2 separate regions of the Homo sapiens genome follow, and region 1 is linked to region 2. A link is an interaction called in ENCODE POLR2A ChIA-PET data of the cell type or tissue named here. Cell type or tissue: Panc1. All regions are shown on one strand. Links, peaks and the distances in the headings refer to the core of each region. The heading gives the core; the rest is flanking DNA. Region 1 has its middle 2.0 kb from the start of HOXA2. Region 2 has its middle 14 kb from the start of SKAP2.

The links. ChIA-PET counts read pairs that join two places held together with the same protein. Peaks named below come from ENCODE experiments on the same cell type or tissue, not always from the same donor. Only the 100,000 strongest peaks of a DNase experiment are listed, where the experiment ranks them.
Region 1: POLR2A ChIA-PET joins it to region 2 with 11 read pairs; 15 of 35 experiments call an interaction of 5 or more read pairs at or near these places.

What each region holds. Positions count from the first base shown.
Region 1 is chr7:27,103,263-27,106,070 of GRCh38, forward strand. No RefSeq gene overlaps it. Among named protein-coding and RNA genes, the nearest start is that of HOXA2, 2.0 kb to the left of the region's middle. RefSeq lists an enhancer at 1-95. In Panc1, for the core only: no CTCF peak of the experiment used is centred there; no DNase peak of the experiment used is centred there; H3K4me3 peaks cover 969 bases; H3K27ac peaks cover 2,500 bases.
Region 2 is chr7:26,877,667-26,880,474 of GRCh38, forward strand. No RefSeq gene overlaps it. Among named protein-coding and RNA genes, the nearest start is that of SKAP2, 14 kb to the left of the region's middle. In Panc1, for the core only: no CTCF peak of the experiment used is centred there; no DNase peak of the experiment used is centred there.

The DNA.
Region 1 (2,808 bases), core at 204-2,703, 230 kb after region 2:
TAAAGAGAGAGGGAAGAAGAGAGAGTTTGAGAGATGGAGAAAGAGAAGACAGAAAAGAGAGAAGAAAGGAAAGATTTTGGTTGGGAAGGGGTCTTCCTTTTCTTTCCCTTTTCCTCCTTCACTTTTCCTAAAAGCAGTTCCTGGATCTCAAAACTGATCTCTCTCGGTCTGTTTTCCTTCCTGTCTGTCCCTTTCCCTCTTTTTCCTCTTCTCCCCCTTTCTCCCTCCCTCTCTCTTCTGTCCGCCTCCCCTTCTCCCCTCAGCCTCTCGCCCCCCTCCCAGTGTCCAGCCCAGAGTCTGCGCCCCGGGCCCATTGTTAGCAGGCTATTCCACGGCAGCTTTGCATCTGGCTCCGGCGGGAAGCGGAAAACGGGAGGCGGCTCTCGAAGCTTCCCGACCTTCCTGCGCCATCAACTTCTCAGGAGTGGCTGGAGAAAGATGCATGTGCCAAGCGAGACAACAACCCCAGGTCCATGTGTCCAAATCCCCGTAGCCAGGGCGGCGGCCAGCCAAAGAAATGCCGCCCCGAGCAGGCGCGTGCGGCTCCTGGCATTCTGGGTTTCATACCCGTAGGGCTCGGGTGCGGTGAGTATTTCCGATTTCCAGGAAGTCTGTTGGAAGTTACCAGCAGGGAAAGAGAAGATGCTTGCTCCTCTCTTTCCCTCCCTCTCTCTTTTTTTTCTACCCTTCTTCTTGTCCTTGTCGCTCTGGTTGGGGGCTGGTTGGTTTAGATACAGCGAGTGCTCCCTGGCAGCCTGAACTGCCTCCCACACCTTCCTGATCCTTGGGCACCGGGGATGTTTGCTTCCGGGTTCTGTTGTGGGAAACAGCACTGCGGGGGAGAGGAGGCGACCCAAGGAGGAATTATAAAGGTTTTCGTTCTCCTTCATTATCTTTTTTCCAATTCGGAGACTTGAGACTGAGCGCATCTTGGACAGTGCTAGAGGGTTCAAAAGATAACACCTTTAGGTACCAAAAAATAATTTTTAAAAAATCCACCAAGCCAGAAAGAGGTGAGGAGGCTGAGAGGTAGATCTGGAGGTACCTCTTTCCCCCCCAAACCCTGAGGATGGTGATTCGCTTTTGCTTCCTTTGAAATAGACTAACTGATCAGACTCCCCCAGGCCGGCAGGCATCAATGGCAGGAAAATAAATCATTCTGATGGTCAGGGAGAGAGAGGTTGGAGGGGGAGAAAAATCTACGTAGAAAACAAGAAAGGCCAACCAAGGAGCAAAGGCAGGACCCCATCTCTGAGGCCAGCGTCAAAGAGGGTTTGGGGTGGAAATTAGACATAAGTGGCCTATATCATTGACCAGCCCAGAGCATTGCCTTGCAGATAGAGATGCTATTTTGGAAAATGTGAGGTTTTTTAGTTTTCTTGCTTTTATTCCAAACAAAGCTCCAAAGGAAGTCTGGGCGCGATCAATCTTGCTCACCAAAAGCCTTGACAGCTTCTAGCCCTTAAGAACACATTTCAGCTTCCAGCTCCTTCCAAGATAAAATGTGGCCGAGCAAAGAGGAGAGCAGGAAATGCAAGTAAATAAGGAAAACTAGTCTTTTAAAAAATATATTTTGGCAGTGAAAAGGGTTATAGGGCTCCTTTTAGGAAGGGTGCTTTGCGAACCCTGGGATGGCAGCTTTTGGCATCTGCTTTTACCAGAAAATATTACAGGCTTAAGGGAACGTGGGCGGGGGGTGCAGAGAGGGAGCAGCGCTGCCCCCATATCTCTGAGGCTTTGTCAGGGGCTGCGTGGGTGAGAGCTTTCTGCTGCCTCAGCCGCCTTAATTCAAATACCATCTGGAAGAAAACCCTTTTCTTTGACCACTCAACACTGAAATCTTCCCCAAATCTATTACTTTAACTTATGAGATATTTTAATAAGGATTTCTTTTTAATATCTAGGAAACTGGGGGGTGAAGTCAATACTTTTTTCTTTGAAAGCCAAAATGAATGTCTTGACTGGTAAGATGCGGGAAATCACATTAGAATCTCATTTTAAAATCTTAGCCCTGGGGGAAGGAGGAAGCCTCCAAACCACCCCTCCCTCAGCTAAAGAGTAGATTTCAGAAACGTGTTCAAATAGTGATATCCCTGAAGGATCTTCATCCTTAGGTGAATCTCTCCCCTAGCTGTTCCTTATTTTTCCAGGTAATTTTACACGTGTCTCTAAGCTGATTACTTAAAAGAAGACTCCTGTATCTGCTTAGCGTGACGAAGAGGTGGAAGCTCTAGTCTTCACAAAGCCTGGTTTTGCAGCCTCTGCATTTCTGAGGTGCGCCATATTTTGGCGCAGAGGTTGAGGTGCGGAGAGGAAATCTATTTCTCCCATAGCCCAAACCCTTTAAAAAGGATATATATATCAGCAGCCTTAGGACAGATATGGGGAAAGCACCTCTGGGTGTGAGAGAAACACTGAGCTCTCCACAGCAGCCTGGCTTGGCATCCTCCGAGCCTTTTCCTTAAACCATGAGGAGTTTCTCTAAAAGCAGCTCGTTGGGACCCAGCAGGTACCCAGAAATGGCTCCAGTGCCTGCTTCTAAGGATAATCTGAGGGAGCTTCACAGGGGGAAGATAAAGGCCATGATGATGGATATTTTGGATTGCAAACAAAATGGCGACATTTTCCACTTCTGTCTCTGAAAGATACAATCCAGGGAGAATAGGGATTTATTTCTCACATCCGATGCTCCTGATCCCCAGACGAAAGCAGTTCCTCGCTTCTAGCTCTGAAGGGGGTGATGATGGGGATGCAGGTCTGAGGTCTGCATTTTCTGAATTTGATTCCTTTCTCGAGGAATCCTTAAAT
Region 2 (2,808 bases), core at 40-2,539:
CTTGCTCTGTTGCTCAGGCTGGAATACAGTCATAAAATCACGGTTCACTGCAGCCTTTGCCTCCAGGCTCAAGGGAGCCTCCGACCTCAGCCTCCTGAGTAACTGGGACTACAGGCATGCATCACCATGCCCGGCTTTTTTTTTTTTTTTTTTTTTTTTTAAATAGAGACAGGTTTTCCCCATGTTGCCCAGGCTGGTCTCGAACTCCTAAGCTCAAGCAATCCGCCTACCTTAGCCTCCCAAAGTGTTGGGATTACTGGTGTTAACCACCAGTAATCACTTGAGTCCAGGAGTTCAAGACCAGCCTGGGCAACACAATGAGACCAACACAATGAGACCTCTACAAAAAATTTAAAAATTAGTCGAGCATGGTGGCACATGCTTGTTGTCCCTGCTACTCAGGAGGCTCAGGTGGGAGGACTGCTTGAGTCCAGGTGGTTGAGCCTGCAGTGAGCTGTGATTGCGCCACTGCACTGCAGCCTGGGAGACACAGCGAGACTGTTGCCAAAAAAAAAAAAAAGAGAGAGAAGATGGACCTGAATTAATAGAAAGCATTTCCCATTTTCATTTTCATATATCATTTCTTAACTTAAAAAATTAAAAGCTAATATTAAAAAACAATAAATTTGACATATGAAGTACTGATAAGTCTTCAAATTTCATGCATTCAAATATATTCACATTCTTGATTTGTAATAATTAGAATCAGTAGCAGTGTTACCCAAAGTGTAGTCTACTGACAGGTGCCAATCCACAAACTATTTGTTACCAGTACATGAAAAGATGAGTATAGAAAGCCAGAATATTCAGAAATGTTTTATAACAACTTGACACAGTTTCAGCATTTCTTATTGTATTTTATAAATGTATCAGTCAGCATAGATTAGAAACTTAACAAAAAATAAATGGTCCTTCATCAAAGATAGCTTGAGAAGCACTGGTATAAATTACTAAAATCAACAGATACTAACAAAACTTAGTTAAGCTAATAGTTTTAAACTCTTTTCCTACTAAATTATGTTTTTAAAGTCAGAAACACAATGACTCTTATGACTATAAAATCAAATTGAATATAATAGAAAGAATTAATTGTCACTTTTTTTTACGCTATGATTAGTAATATAATTCCTAGATACGAAAACAAAGTCTGCATCTTCTTCTCATATGTATCCCTAACACCAAGCACATTCATAAATTGTCAGTAAAAATGTATTCAATTAATGTCACAGTAATGTAGATTGGTCATGATGACTAAGTAAATCAAATCTTTGCCATTCAGTTCAATCATAGAATGACTTCAAGTTCCATCTCTTCCTTGTGCCCTTTCCTCCCTTTTTTTGGCAATGTCTATGAGTGCTACATGAACAGAGAATGAAAATTAAGCTGCCAACTTTCTGCCTAGATCTTTGCATATACCTGGCATATGGTAGTTGTTAAGTAAGTGTTAAATGTATGATGAAGAAATGTTATCTAGCAGTACAAAAACTATAAGTGAAAGACAGATTATGAAAAAGGAAAATCTAAGATCTCTACTGCATCAGTGATTGCCACAAAAATTAAGCATAACAAACTATCTTAAAATTCACTGATTTAAAAGAACAATAATTAATTTGTAGAGATCCATGGATTGGCCAAGGGTTAACTGATTCAGGCCAGGCTCAGCTAAGGCAACTCAGCTCTATTCCACATGACTCTTGTCTTGGGTATGTTCTTCTCATGGCAATAACAGAAGTACAAGAGAGCAGGCTCAATCATACGAGTACTTTCTAAGCCTTTAATTATATCACAACTACCAACATCTCACAGGCCAAAGCAAGACATAGGGTCAATTCCAGAGCCAAGGGATGGGGATACAACTTAACCATTTTGGGAAGGCACTGCAAAACTGCTGGAAAGGCTATGAGTCTATAATCCTATTTCTTGGTAGGAAGTGAAGAGTTGGAACAATAATCCAGTCTGTCACACTGCAGTAGGCAGGAAAATATGACAAAGATGTCCATATCCAAATTCCCAGAACCTGTGAATATGTGTTCTTACATAGCAAAAGGGACTTTGTAGAGATGATTAAATTAAGGCTTTTGAGAGAGGGAAACTATCCTGTATTATCCAGCTGGGCCCAATGTAATCTCAAGGGTCTTTATAAGATAGAGGAAGGAGGGTCAGAGTCAAAGAAAGAGATGTGATGACAGAGACATAGAGAGTGTTTATGATGCTATGCTGCTGGCTCTGAAGATGGAGGAAGAGGCCACAAGCCAAGGAAGCCAGGTGGGCTTAAGAGCTAGAAAAGGCAAGAAAACAAATTATCCCCTGGAGCCTCCAGAAGGAATGCAGTCCTAATAACAACTTGATTTTAGCCCAGTGAAAAACATTTCGAACTTCTGATTTCCAGAATGATAAGATAATACGTTTGTGCTGTTTCAGTCCACTAGGTTTGTGGTAATTTGTTACAGCAGCAGTAGGAAACTAATGTACATATCTACAAAATCTATAAACTGTATAAGATTTCTAAATAATCAATAGACCCATCATATGTAATTACACTACCAAATAAACACCATTTTAGTTGATAGGACTATTTGTAGAAAATATATTAAGGTTTATGACTTTAGTTTGCTTATTAATGTATGTAACCATTAAGCAGTTTCTTTATTCATCAAACATATATTCCATCAACAAAATTACTGAGACCATCAACCCTAAACTCCGGGCTTGACTAATGAATATAGCTTGACAACCTCATATTTACAAAGGTAGTAACTATGATACTCCAGCCTTGATGAACTTCCCTGAGTTTCTTCATATCTTCAA